Regions from separate parts of the Homo sapiens genome. Here regions 1 and 2 are each linked to region 3. Evidence: chromatin contacts called from ENCODE Hi-C or POLR2A ChIA-PET data. All regions are on one chromosome and are shown on one strand. The core of a region is the stretch at or near the end of the contact, and the rest is flanking DNA. Distances in the headings are between cores, read along the strand shown. Region 1 overlaps CTNNA1 (catenin alpha 1). Region 2 overlaps SIL1 (SIL1 nucleotide exchange factor). Region 3 holds the start of MZB1 (marginal zone B and B1 cell specific protein).

Region 1 (4,502 bases), core at 55-2,554, 490 kb after region 3:
TGTTGAAGCAGTAATGTTCTACAAGAGCACACTGCCTATTTCAGGAGGCCTGGGAGGAGGAAGGAGTGCCTGTCACTAACAGTCTTCTCCAGATGAATGAGCTTCAATTCACCCCCCAGGGACAGGGCTACTCACTTCTAACAATGACAAATGTGCAAATGCAACATCATGACCATAGCTCTCTGAGAGGCTAACCTCACATACTAGTGTCAGGCCTGACTACAGTGAAAGGAGAGGGCGAGGAGAGGAGCTTCCTAAATGCCTCTTTCTGTGGAAAATCTGGGGCTCTAGAATGACGTAACTATTAACAATGAGACTAAAGAAGATCCTGAGGTTAGAATGAGAAACACTCTGAGCTGGGTGCAGTGGCTTCCAGTCCAAGGCAAGAGGATCACTTGAGGCTAGGAGTTTGTGACCAGCCTGGGCTACATAGCAAGACCCCATCTCTATACATTAAAAAATTTTTCATTGGCTGGGTGTGGTGGCACGCACCTATAGTCCCAGCTAATTGGAAGGCTGAGTTGGGAGAATAGCTTGAGCCCAGAAGGTCGAGGCTGCAGCAAGCCATGACTGCAAGACCATGTCCCAAAAAAAGAAAGAGGCTGGGTGTGGTGGCTCATGCTTGTAATACCAGCAGTTTGGGAGGCCGAGGTGGGCGGACTGCTTGAGGCCAGGAGTTGGGAGACCCACCCCTGGCCACATAGTGAAACCTCACCTCTACTAAAAATACAAAAATTGGCCCAGCGTGGTGGCACGCCCCTGTAATCCCAGCTGCTTGGGAGGCTGAGGCATGAGAATTGCTTGAACTCAGGAGGTGGAGGTTGAAGTGAGCTGAGATGGCGCCACTGCACTCCAGCCTGGACAACAGAGCGAGACTCTCTCAAAAAAGAGAAAAGAGAAAAGAGGGGAGGGGAGGGGAGCGGAAGAGAAGAGAAGAGAAAAGAAAAACACTTGGAGCAGTTAACTTCCACAGAGAACCCAGCAGAGCCAAGACTTCGTAGAACAGTGAGAAGTATCTCTGGATTTGTTAGGAGAATAAATTATTATCTTTCCTACCACAGTTACTTGTATTAACAACTAAAATGTCTCTGATTCCCACTATTCGAAGAGGTAGGCTAAGACTGACACCACAACCACTAGTTTGAGATCAGGCAGCCCTCTTTTGTACCATCTGTGCCTACTGTGTGGAAGTTTGGACCTTGCGGAAGAGCAGGTTTCAGAAAACATTTAAACAATCGGCCTTGGGTTTTGCTGGTTTCAGGAAAACCCAAGCTCAAATCTGAGCTGTTGAGGAAATGACTCACAGCCCCCCTGTGTCAGATCAACAGATTAGACATCTGTACATGACAGACAACTTTTTCAGTCTTTTAGGAAGGCTCTACCTTTACTCCACGATGGATGATCTTTACTTACATAAAATTTGTTAAATGAAGTTTCATTTAGGAAAAAATCCCATTATGACTTTATTTCAATCCTGCTCCTTCTGTAACCATAATGACTATTTTTCTCTATTATACATAGATTTATGATTTACTGAAGTCGAACACAAGTTGTTTCCCACTTCCTTAACTGCTCCTGGCTTCCTATTTGGCTGAGTTCCTCTTATCCTGGAATGTTTGTAGGAAGACAAGATAAGATTTCTTTTTGTTCTTGATAATAAATTAATGACTGACTCTCATAACAGTTTATACCTGTTGTAGGAGTAAGCAAGTGAGAAGAGATGTGGGACAGGGAGCTTTTAAGTCTAAATAATGACCCACCAACGCAGCAGCAGCCCAAAGGAACAGAGTTCAAAACATTCATCTCTTCCCCTGTGCCCCTGGGCCAAGCTAGCACCCGAGTTTTCTTCTTTAAAATGATCTGAATGTCTAAAAGTCAAAAATAACAATAAAATCAAAAACTCAACTTTTACAAACTTGTCGTACATAAAGTAAAAGTCCCAAATGCAGGTCATAACATTTCAGAGGCACTCAATAAGTTTTTAACAACTACTTCCAAACCCACAGGGGAAATGATGATAAGCCCCTACCTTTCCAATTTCCAGGGAAAGGTGTTGGTGATCTTATTAGGAGAAATAAGATATCTTACAATACTGAAAAATGAAGTATGCATGGATAATAGAAAAATTCTACAACTAGATTGTGGTGATGGGTGCACAGTTCTGTAAACTTACCAAAATCTGAATTGTACACTTAAAATGGTTAATTTTATGGTATACAGATTATGCTTTAATAATGCTTTTTCAATTTTTAATGCAGAGCTAGGCAGGTGAAAAATTAAGAGAAATTGTCAGAGGCTAGAAAAGAGAAAGGAGAACTTCAGAGAAGTAAGCAATCAGCCAAAACAGTGTTTCCTCTGGTGGGTGGTGGGGGGTTTTGCAGGGAGGCACCATTTCATGATGAGAACTTGGGTTTTAATGGGCCAAGGCCAGGGTCCTCTCAAGGTAGATGACTCAGATCAGAGACTGCGCAGAGCTGGAACAGGCAAAAGGCAACAACCCTAGTAAGTGACCAACCCTAAGAGTGATCAAGAAAGTCACCATGGAAAGAGGGTATTTCTCAGTCTAAGCATTCGCTCAGGGAGGAAAAGAAGAAAAAGCCCCTATACCCCACTCCAAATTCTAATCAAAAGCTGGCAGAGGTTTAGGTATAGAAATTATGTTATGTATATGGTTCAGAAAACTTTTACATTTAAGAGGTTATGTATTAGTAGTACCTCTAAGCAGGTGGCAGAAGCAAATATAAATGAAAATTTTACCTCATGGAAGGTAAGCTAAACACAGGCTTCAAAGAATTCCCACAATAAAACTCCAGGAATGTGAACTCACAAATTAAAAAAACAAAAACAAAAACAAAAGTATACAAGGAAATGAGCCGTCTTGGGCAAGAATAAGCAAAACCACCACCTGTGTAATCAGATCCATAATAACGCAATACTCAAATGATCGAAAATGCAATTTAAAAAATATATTTATGTTAACAGAAGAGTACAGATAAGGAAAAAGACACTCAAAAATAATTAGGCAGATTTGAAAAGGATCAAAATAGAAGTTCAAGAAAAAAGTAGTAATTTCTACCACTTCTAGAAATTTAAAGTGATATTGACTTAAACTCTACTGAAAAGAGAATTAGTAACCTAGAAAGTCAAAATGAGGAAATTCTTTAGAAAAACCAAGATATTTTCATCTTATGGAAAATGTGGAAACCACAAAAGAATTTAAGAGACATGCAAGATAAACTGAGAAAGTCTACTATTTAACTACCAAGAATTTCAAAGAAAGAACAGAGAGAATGATGGGAAAGACAATGCTGAAAGAGATAATGGCTGAATGTTTTTCAGAAGGGATGAAATATCATTTTCAGACTTGGGAAGACAAATTCCAAATGGGGCAAATAAAAAGAAATCCACACTTAGACATGTCGTAGTAAAGCTTTAGGATAACTTTTTTTTTTTTTTTTAAGACAGGGTCTCACTCTGTCACACAGGCTGGAGTGCAGTGGTGCAGATCACCACTCAGATGATCTTGTAATCATTTCCATTCACATGGTATTATATGAACCACTTTTAAAGTTCTCTACTTCTAGTCTACCTAAGTGTGTGAATAATTTATAAGTAAAGCTAGCAAAGGTACTCTCTAAACATTAATCCATCAGCTCTACTGATGAGGAAACAAGAAGGCTGTATTAGGCCATTCTTGCATTGCTATAAAGAAATATCTGGGATTGGGTAATTTATAAGAAAAGAGGTTTAATTGGCTCACAGTTCTGCAGGCTGTACAGAAAGCATAGTAGCACCTGCTTCTGAGGAGGCCTCAGGAAATTTCCAATCATGGTGCAAGGCAAAGGTGGGAGCAGACATATCACACGGTAAGACGAAGAGCAAGAGAAGGGGTGGGGGGGGGTGGGGGAGGAAGGTGCCACACACTTTTAAATGACCAGATCTCATAAGAACTCACTATCACAAAGACAGCACCAGCTATGACAGATCCAAACACCTTGATCCAACACCTCCCACCAGGTCCCTGGAGATTACAATTTAACATGAGATTTGGGCAGGGACAAATACCCAAACTGTATCAAAAGCTGTATCCAAACTGCATCTCTTTTCTGGAACAGAGCAAAGGTTGGGCAGAGTGCTTCTTTAGTCATGCCTACCAATGCTCCAAGAGAAAAGAAGAATCCTGATGCCCCTTGAGAACAAGGTTCATCCAACTGCCTTTGCTTGATCATCCCATAATGTGACGAGGTAGTTAAATTCTGCCTAAAAAGCTTATTTTTGGTCAAAGTGTTAAAAATAGAACACATGTAAGACAATTTTGTCTCAAACAAAAGTAAGGGTCTGAACTTACAAACCCTTGAATATGTGAGAAAAATCAAGCTAGTATGCTTAGAATTCTGGAATCCAAGGTCAGCATTCTCCCCAAGGACAGCTAACTTCTCTCGTGAAAACATTCCATAATCTGAGAAAACTGAAGCTTCATTTAAAATTTGCTTTTTGCCAGA
Region 2 (4,378 bases), core at 1,192-3,691, 300 kb after region 3:
CCCTGCATTATTTTGCTCCTTAGCACTTATTATTTAATCTATAGATTTTACTTAGTGTTGTTTATTGTCTGTTTCCACTACTAGAATGTAAGCCCTGAGTGGACAGAGATTTTGGTCTGTCTTGCTCACATCTGGATCTTCAGAGCCCAGGGCTGTGCTTGGCTCATAACAGGTATTCAATAAAGATTGGCTAATGAATGATAGAATGAATTCTGTTGTATCACCTGTTTATTCTTAAGGTGTGTGAGGAGTTTGTGTTTAGGCCTTTGTTTCTCTTTTGAGATTTCCAGTGGTTTCCCATTCCAATGGGGACATGATTCCTATTGTTTCTTTTCCACTTTTGCTCAGCATGGAAATGAGAGTCAGGTTGGAGGTGGGTTGTACAGAAACACGATGTGTTCACTCCATCAGCAGGAAGAGCAAATAAATAGCTTCATTTACTACTTTCCTGGCAGAAATTGTTTCCGCTGCAGGTGAGGGCTGGTTTATGATGATACCCTCCCCATTTCATGTTTAAACCTGAAACATGATCCAGGACTGGCTTCCTGAGAGGAGGAACACTTATTTCTGATTCTAGTTCAGCCCATGACAGATGTGGAGTATGTGTGGATTTGAAGACAGTGGGGGAAAGCATGGGACTTTTTGATGTGGAGTAAAGCCAGAGAAGGAAAATTCATCTACTCACAGTATGTATTGAGCTTCTCTTTGCCATGCACTGAAAATTTATAGGGTAAAGATAGTGGGAATGTGGACTGGTTCAACAAATCCTGTTCAGTAGAGCCTGACATCATGTGATCCCAAGGGAATTAAATTTGGGACAAATGAAAGAAAATTTACCTCACACAGTGTGTTGTAGATACAGAGTTGAAAGGATTTAAAAGTACCTTAGAAAAATGTAATGGGTAAGGGATTGAAAGAGTTTTGAAGACCTCCATTAACCATCACGGAGAAGAACCAATCTCTTCTATCCTCAGCGCAATGGCCAGGGTATGGAGATTGTGTCAGGTTATTACCTTTTCACACACACGGACTGGGTTAGTGTGGGAAGAGAGATGGAGCTAACTGCGCTCTGAAGGATTGTGGACGGCACCTGTTCAATAACACCTGTCTCCCTGTGTTAGAACTTGATTTATCTCTGTCTTAGTACATTTTATGCTGCTGTAACAGAATAATTGAGACTGGGTAATTTCTAAAGAGCATAGATTTATTTCTTACAATTCTAGAGACTGGGATATCCAAGTTTGAGGAGCTGCATCTGTTGTGGGCCTAGTTGCTGTGGCATACGTGGCCAAAGGCATCATGTGGTGACAGAGCAGGTGCTGGAGAGAGAGCAGAATGGGGCTGAACTTGCCTTTTGTGGGGGGGAACAAAAGAGACGGAGTGTTGCTATGTTGCCTGGGCTGGACTCCTGGGCTCAAGCAAGTCCTCGCGTTTCAGCCTTCCATGTAGTTGGGAAGCTAGGACTATAGGGGCACACCACTGCACCCAGCTGGACTTGCTTTTTTAATAAACTACTCTTGCGAAAACTTACCCACTCCTGTGATAGTGACATTAATCATTCATGAGGGCAAAGCCCTCATGACCTAATCACCTCTTTCAACATTGTCACATTCAGGATTAAGTTTCCAACACATGAACTTTGGAGGCCACATTTAAACCATAGCAACCTCATAATATATTTTAAAGCTTCCATAGAATATACTTCCCAAAGAATGAAGTCATACTGATTTGAGGCCTGAACAAGGTCATTAGGAGCAACAAAATGTAAGATAAAAGGTATTTCCCTTGTGCCTGGCACTCTCCATCTCCTGTTGTTTTCATGTTCCCGTTGTCTTGAGCCCAAAGATGTAGCGGTTCTGCTTTCTGTTTTTGGTGTGGTGCCCATCATACCTGTGGTGTTCTCTGAACAAAGGCCTGTTCCTGCTGGGCACAAAAATTGGGCTGGGCTTGGGGCTATAGATTTCTTTTGGAGATAAATAAGCAGGGTATCTTGCATCCCCTTCCATTTCGCCTGTCTCAAGGAAGAGGCCAAGGGTCCCCTCTTTTTGCAAGTAAAACAGAATGTACTTTCTTAAAACGATTTAAATATCACAGTTGGGTTCAATTTATCTACAGAAATAGACTTATATAAAAGGAAAACTTACAAAGGAGAAATTTCTACCAAATAATGGGCTCCCTTTTTGTTAAAATTTTTTTCCTACCTTTTTCAAGGTCATCCAGTTTAAAGTCTGAGTGTCCAAGAAAGAAGGGAGGGGAGGCCTAGAGGGAGAAGGGAAAGTAGAAGAAACAGAAGTACTTATAGATTCTTTAGGGTAAATCTGAAGTCTTAGTGATCATATGCTTTTTATCAGTACCAGCGATGCAGCCTGCCAGGGGTTTCCCCTCCTTGACCTTTTTCTTCACCTCCTGCTCCCATACTCCCGTTGGATGGTCAGGCAAGGAGGGCTGGCCTCAAGAACCTCAGCTATTCTAAGTCCTTAGCTCTGCCTGTCTGCTGTTTCAGCCAAACTAGATGGCCTAAGATCTCACACAGTCCACTTACTCCCATTTCCAGCCTTGGTGTGAACCCTTTCCCCCATCTGCAGGGCTGTATTGCAAATTACAGCTGTGAAACAAATTGCCACCAACTTAGTGGCTTCAAACACCGTCTCATTTATTATTTCATAGTTGATGTAGGTCAGAAATCTAGGTCCTGGTTAGCCGAGTCTTCTGTTCAGGGTCTCACAGCCTGAAACCAGGGTGTTGGCCAGCCTGTGTCCCTTTCTGGTGGCTCTGGAAAAGAATCTACTTCCAGGCTCATCCAGGTTATTGCCAACATATCTTTGCAGTCACTTCCTAGAAGTCAGACTTCTGGGTCAGAGGGTAAATGCAGTTATAATTTTATTAGATGTTGTCAAATTCCCCTTTATAGGGGCTGTATATGCAAATTTCATTTCCCTAGTCTCGCCTGCAAAGTACTTACAACCTAATAGGTGGAAAGCAGTTTTCTACTGTAGTTTTATTTTATCTTTGTCATGTGATGAGCAAAGTTGAACATCTTTTCATAGAGTCAAATAGCATTGTATTTCTTTTTCTGTGACCTGCCTGTTTATATCTGTAGTCTTTTTTTTCTATTGTGTTTTTGGTCTTTTTCTCCTTATTTTTTAAAAGTTTTTTATATATTGGGGATATTAACACTCTATGATATTAAATTGCAGATACTTTACCTAGTTTGACATTTGTCTTTTTTGCTTATGATATTTTTCCATGCATTTTTATTTTTTATAAAACTTTTTATTTTTGCATAATCAAATTAATATTTTTGTGATTTCTTTTGGATTTTGAATTATAATTAGGAAAGTTATTTACTTTCAACAAGTTGTTGCCACCAACTTATAATTAGGAAAGTTATTATTTACTACTCCCAGATTATAGAGTAGTTGACCTATGCTTTCTTTTGGTACTTATATGTTTTCATTTTGTATATTTAAAGATTTAATTTGTTTGGAATTTATCTTGACATGTAGGCATAAGACATGGGGTTAATTTTTACCTTTTTCAGTATGTCTGTTGAGTTATCCCAACACTGCTTATTAAAAAGTTTGACTTGGCCAGGTGCAGTGGCTCACTCCTGTTACAATCCCGGCCCTTTGGGAGGCTGAGGTGGGCAGATGGATTGAAGCCAGGTATTTGAGACCAGTCTGGGCAACAGAGAGAGATCCTGTCTCTACAAAAAAGAAAAAAAATTAGCCAGGTGTAGTGGTGCGTGCCTGTAGTCCTAGCTACTCCAGAAGCTGAGGTGGGAGAATCGCTTGGGCCCAAGAGTTTGAGGTTGCAGTGATCATACTACTGCACTCCAGCCTGGCCGACAGAGCGAGACCCTGTCTAAAAAAGAAAGTGCTTTCCCTATAGATTTGAGATGCTGCTCTTACTGTATATTAAATTTCTGTGTGCAGTTGGGTCTGTTTTTGAATGTTCTTTTCTGCTTCATTGGTAATTCTGTCTATTCATGCACCAGTATCAAACCATTTTAATTGTAGAGGTTTTGCAATATGTTTTATTATCCAGTAGGTCATTCTAGTTTTATTTCTGTGCGCTCCTGTTTGTGTGTATGTGTATCTAGATGGCAGTTGGAGACATGAGAACTGATGAGCCCCAGAAGAGAATCAAGAGCATCCTGAGAAGTTTCAACTCTTAACAGTCAGGTAGAAGAGGGTGAGCTGGCAAAGGAGAGGCTGTAGTGGCAGGAACTCATCAGGTATTCAGTCTCAAGGAAGTCAGGGCAGAATACTTACTTTAGGACTGAGGAACTGGCCTCCTGTGTCATGTGCTGCCAAGAAATCTCAGGAGGGGAGGAGTGAGAAGCATCAGTGGTTGTCACTGGGTGAGAGTGGAGTGG
Region 3 (4,427 bases), core at 1,342-3,841:
ACCGGTCCCCGCAAAGCCCCTCCCAGGGAGCGCGCAGGCAGCCCGGGGCCGCGCCCCTGGGGAAGGTCTTGGTGGACCCCGAGAGCGGCCGCTACTACTTTGTGGAGGCGCCGCGGCAGCCTCGGCTGCGGGTGCTCTTCGACCCTGAGAGTGGGCAGTACGTGGAGGTGTTGCTGCCGCCCTCGTCTCCCGGGCCGCCCCACCGCGTCTACACCCCTCTGGCCCTGGGGCTCGGCCTCTACCCGCCCGCCTATGGGCCTATACCCAGCCTCTCTCTGCCACCGTCCCCGGGCCCGCAGGCCCTCGGCAGCCCCCAGCTACCCTGGGTCTCTGAGGCAGGGCCCCTGGACGGGACCTACTACCTGCCGGTGAGCGGGACCCCCAACCCCGCACCTCCTCTGCTCCTCTGTGCGCCGCCCTCCAGCTCAGGTCCCACCCAGCCCGGCAAGGGTTCATTGTTCCCGCTGTGAGGCCCCGGGCCGATCCCCATGGAGTTGGAGCCCTTGGATGCCTGGGAGGTTCTGGCATCCAAGCCCCTACCCTCCTCTCCTTCCGTCGCCTCTGTCTTTAACCCATCCCAGTCAGTCGTCGGACAGGAAGTGATCTTCAGAGAATGAATCTGAGCCCCGAGGCTGGTGGAGCTGGAGTCACCCAGGAAGTGGCTGCCTACTTCCTCCCCCAACAAAATTATGTATCCCTTTCCCAGGCATTCCCAGGGCGTGGTGTGGTGTGGTGTGTGGGTGTGTGTATATGTGTATATGCGGGCAAGCAAATAGGGAAAGTGAGGCATCCCTGGGCTTGTCCCCAGGAGCCGATCAGAGGAGGTGCTGTGGCTGCCGTGGGGCAGCAGGAACGGGAGCAGCAGGAGACAGGGCGGGGAACTGTCTGCCCTCCCTGATGGTGGGCCCAGCTGAGGTGAGGCTGGCCAGTGCCCCTGGTGAGGTGGCAGGAAGGACTCTGGCTGTCGAGTCTGCTCTTAGGAAGAGGAGCTGAGCTTTGGCCCTGGAGGTTACTGGGGGGAAAGTGGCCAGTACAGCCCAGGCCAGGCTGGCTCCGAGAAAGAGCTAAGGCGGGGGACAGCAGGTGGAGGCAAAGCAAGGAATACAGGGAGGGCCTGGGTTGGGGGTTAGCCTGGAACTTGGGGTGGGAAGATGGGGAGCCTGGCCCTCAGAGCTGAGCTGACTCATTTTTGGGCCAGGGGTGGGGCTTCAGTCCCCCACCCCCTACATCGGGAGTAGGTGAAATGGTCATCAGGAAGCTCTGAGAAGAGGGAGGGTTGGGCTCTTGTCCCACAGGAGCCTCTTGACCCCTCTGTGTGGCCAGAAGGTGGGTTAGGGCCAGCAGTAGAAGCGATACCCCTGGTGGAGTATCCAGAGGGATCTGAAGCTCTTGGCAGGTTCCACTCCCCAGTAACAGATGTGGCAACAATGGCCAGAGAGGGGCTGGCCCTACAGACCAGTCACAGCAAGGGACAGGGCCCAGAGCCTGCACTTCAGTTGCCCTGAGATTCCAGGAGCCTCTGAGGGAGATGAGGGGGGTCTGCATGAGGTGGGAGGTGGTGTGCGTGGGGGTCTGTATATAGTTCTGAACCGGAAATGGCTGGCCCTTGCCAGCCTGGTGTGTGATGTGATGAGTTTGGGAAGGACAGTTTCCATGAGAAGCAGTGGCAGGGATGGGGATGGATGCCTTCGTTGTTCCAGGCCTGTCAGGGGGCCCAGGTCCCTAGCAGTCCCTGCCCTCTGCCCTGGACTGGAAGCTGACTAGGAGAGCTACGAATCAGAACAACTGGCCATTTTCTAGCTGGAGATGCCAGCTCCGATGGCATGGAGGGCCCTGGGGCCACCCCAGGTGTCTTTACCTCATCCTGGTGTGTAATAAATCACTGACCATGGAGCCATCATGGCTGAAATAACTGGTGTGAGGTGCCTGATTTCCTGCCACAGCCTCTCAACACCCTCCACAGTGCCCTTCCACGCCTGGGTATGGCCTGGGTGGAGGGGACCTCAGGGCTAGGGAAGGAGACCATGTGTGTCTTGGAAACACTGTAGCATCCCTGTCTCCCTGAACTTGCCTCCCAGGAGGCTGGCAGCCACACCTCATTCCTTCTGGTGGTTGAGTGGCCAGGGAGCCTTGGGGTCAATCAGGCTTGGGTTTCTCAGCATGGCCCCTCTAGCTATGTGGCCTTGGATTTGTCACCTCTCTCTGAGCCTTTGTGTCGGAAGAGGCAGAATAAACATGACAGTCTCATTTCTCAGAAAGGTCAATGAAACAAAAAAAGATGACGGCAGCCAACCAACTCTTCCCACAAGGCACTCAGCACAGTGCCTGCCACTTGGCCAGATCACAGGATGTGGGCAGTATCGGCCCCTATGTGTTCCTGCCTAGGCCCAGCCCCTCTCCTTGCCTCAGTGCTCCCTATCTGTGAAATGGAGCTGAGATGGCTGGAGCCAGGGTCCAGCTAGAGGACAATGCCCACGTGGCATCTTCGGGGCCCTGGAGGAGGGAGTGGGAGGAGGATGGGAGGGGTGAGGTGTCAGTTCCCCATTGGTCTAGGCCAGGTGTTCTGTGGCGGTCCCCACACCACACAAGCACACACACATCTGCACCTCAACCACAGACTACACTTGCTGAACTGGCTCCTGGGGCCATGAGGCTGTCACTGCCACTGCTGCTGCTGCTGCTGGGAGCCTGGGCCATCCCAGGGGGCCTCGGGGACAGGGCGCCACTCACAGCCACAGCCCCACAACTGGATGATGAGGAGATGTACTCAGCCCACATGCCCGCTCACCTGCGCTGTGATGCCTGCAGAGCTGTGGCTTACCAGGTGAGTCCTTCACCACTGTCACCCTGCCCTGCTCACACCCCTTCTCAAGCCAGACCCCTCCACCCACCTCACATTCCACCACCGGCCTTTGATCCCCAATCCCTACCACTGGGCATCAAGCCACAGATGCAGCCTTTCATATATTCCATGCCTCAGTTTACCCATCTGCCTGCCTAACAGCAGACAATCTGGGAGACCTCCTCAGTATTTTGAGACCCCAGGGAATCACTCACTTGTCCTTAGACTTCTCCCTTTCCAGGCCCATCCTTGAGTCCGGACTCCCTCCCCAACCCTGACGGGGCGGCTTTGGCTATGTGTACATGGTGCAAGTGCACACGTGTGAGCGCCTGCACGTGAGTATGCGTGTGTCTGGCTTCACACACACACCTGCTGAGCATGCCTGCGTGCCAGTGTCTCTGTGAGGTGGGGGCCTGGGAGTACTTGTGTGATTGAATATTGGGCTCCAGTTTTTCTTACCTTGCTCTTGTGGTTTAAAATGGCACGTGCCGGCCGGGCGCGGTGGCTCACGCCTGTAATCCCAGCACTTTGGGAGGCTGAGCGGGGCCGATCGCCTGAACTCAGGAGTTCGAGACCAGCCTGGCCAACATGGTGAAACCCCGTCACTACTGAAAATACAAAATTTTAGCCGGGTGTGGTGGCACATACCTGTAGTCCCAGCTACCTGGGAGGCTGAGGGAGAAGAATCACTTGAACCTGGGAGGTGGAGGCTGCAGTGAGCTGAGATCGTACCACTGCACTCCAGCCTGGGCGACGAACGGCGTGAGACTCTCTCTAAATAAATAAATAAATAAAAATAAAATGACACTTGCCACTGGGCAGGTGTGCCCTGGACGAGGGACCCCAGTGCCCAGGCCTCACCTACCACTTCAGCATTTCTTTCCCATCCCCCATCCCCATCCCAGAGAGCTTTGGGGGCTGGGGGAGGGGCCATGCAACAGCCTCACAGGTGCTTCCTGCTCAAACGGCTCTCTTGCCACTTTATTTTCCCCAGAGACTCTGCTCCTATCCTCCCCACCTCCCCCTAACTGAGCAGCAGTCCTGAGGCCCTGCCTCCCAGTCCCTCCTTGTTCCAGATGTGGCAAAATCTGGCAAAGGCAGAGACCAAACTTCATACCTCAAACTCTGGGGGGCGGCGGGAGCTGAGCGAGTTGGTCTACACGGATGTCCTGGACCGGAGCTGCTCCCGGAACTGGCAGGAGTGAGTTGCCAATCCTGCCCCCCACCTCCCTCCTCCAAGGGCAGGCCTGGTGGGTGGAGATTCCCACTCAGCCGCTCACACAACACACACACTCCTCTAGGACTCTGGTCCAAGGGAGGGGCTGGCTGGGATGAAGTCTGGGCTCTGGAGCTGAGAGCAAGTGGGAGAGCAGAGGGCCAGTGGACAAGGTCACCTTGTGACCTTGGGCCAGGGGCTTTCCCTCTCTGAATTCCACAAATGCCCAGCATGTCCAGCTTGCTGTGGAGATGGGTCTCTCCCTGGCTGGGCTCCTGCCAAAACTGTACTCCTCTCCTCTCCACTGCCACCAGCTACGGAGTTCGAGAAGTGGACCAAGTGAAACGTCTCACAGGCCCAGGACTTAGC

What was found. Hi-C counts contacts between places; a loop is a spot of excess contacts on that map. ChIA-PET counts read pairs that join two places held with the same protein, here RNA polymerase II (POLR2A). Pooled maps may share reads with other maps.
Region 1: POLR2A ChIA-PET joins it to region 3 with 10 read pairs in Panc1. The contact joins the enhancer-like site here to the promoter of MZB1 in region 3. POLR2A ChIA-PET finds 5 or more read pairs at or near these places in 3 of 52 experiments (Panc1, WTC11 and activated CD4-positive, alpha-beta T cell).
Region 2: a loop to region 3 is called in a map with no recorded cell type, with 8 times the contacts of the local background. The contact joins the enhancer-like site here to the promoter of MZB1 in region 3. A Hi-C loop is called at or near these places in 12 of 37 single-sample maps with no recorded cell type and 4 of 50 pooled maps. POLR2A ChIA-PET finds 5 or more read pairs at or near these places in 1 of 52 experiments (PC-9).

What each region holds. Positions count from the first base shown.
Region 1 is chr5:138,897,558-138,902,059 of GRCh38, reverse strand. All of the region lies in intron 9 of CTNNA1 (catenin alpha 1), which reads right to left. Among named protein-coding and RNA genes, the nearest start is that of LRRTM2, 24 kb to the right of the region's middle. Within about 2 kb of position 1,304, at least 4 of the 41 ENCODE cell types and tissues checked have a DNase peak (open chromatin) inside an H3K27ac peak, as active enhancers do.
Region 2 is chr5:139,090,119-139,094,496 of GRCh38, reverse strand. The region is part of intron 3 of SIL1 (SIL1 nucleotide exchange factor); the gene reads left to right. Among named protein-coding and RNA genes, the nearest start is that of SIL1, 110 kb to the left of the region's middle. Within about 2 kb of position 2,441, at least 4 of the 41 ENCODE cell types and tissues checked have a DNase peak (open chromatin) inside an H3K27ac peak, as active enhancers do.
Region 3 is chr5:139,388,077-139,392,503 of GRCh38, reverse strand. MZB1 (marginal zone B and B1 cell specific protein) reads left to right here and starts at 2,591. Exons shown (of 4, transcript NM_016459.4): 1 at 2,591-2,824; 2 at 3,919-4,043; 3 at 4,373-4,427. The coding sequence starts at 2,648. PROB1 (proline rich basic protein 1) reads left to right here. Exons shown (of 1, transcript NM_001161546.2): 1 at 1-1,912. The coding sequence ends at 470. It also overlaps a transcript of SPATA24 not described here. RefSeq lists silencers at 1-134, 1,405-1,454 and enhancers at 470-764, 2,425-2,834, 2,811-3,358, 3,359-3,906, 3,907-4,427.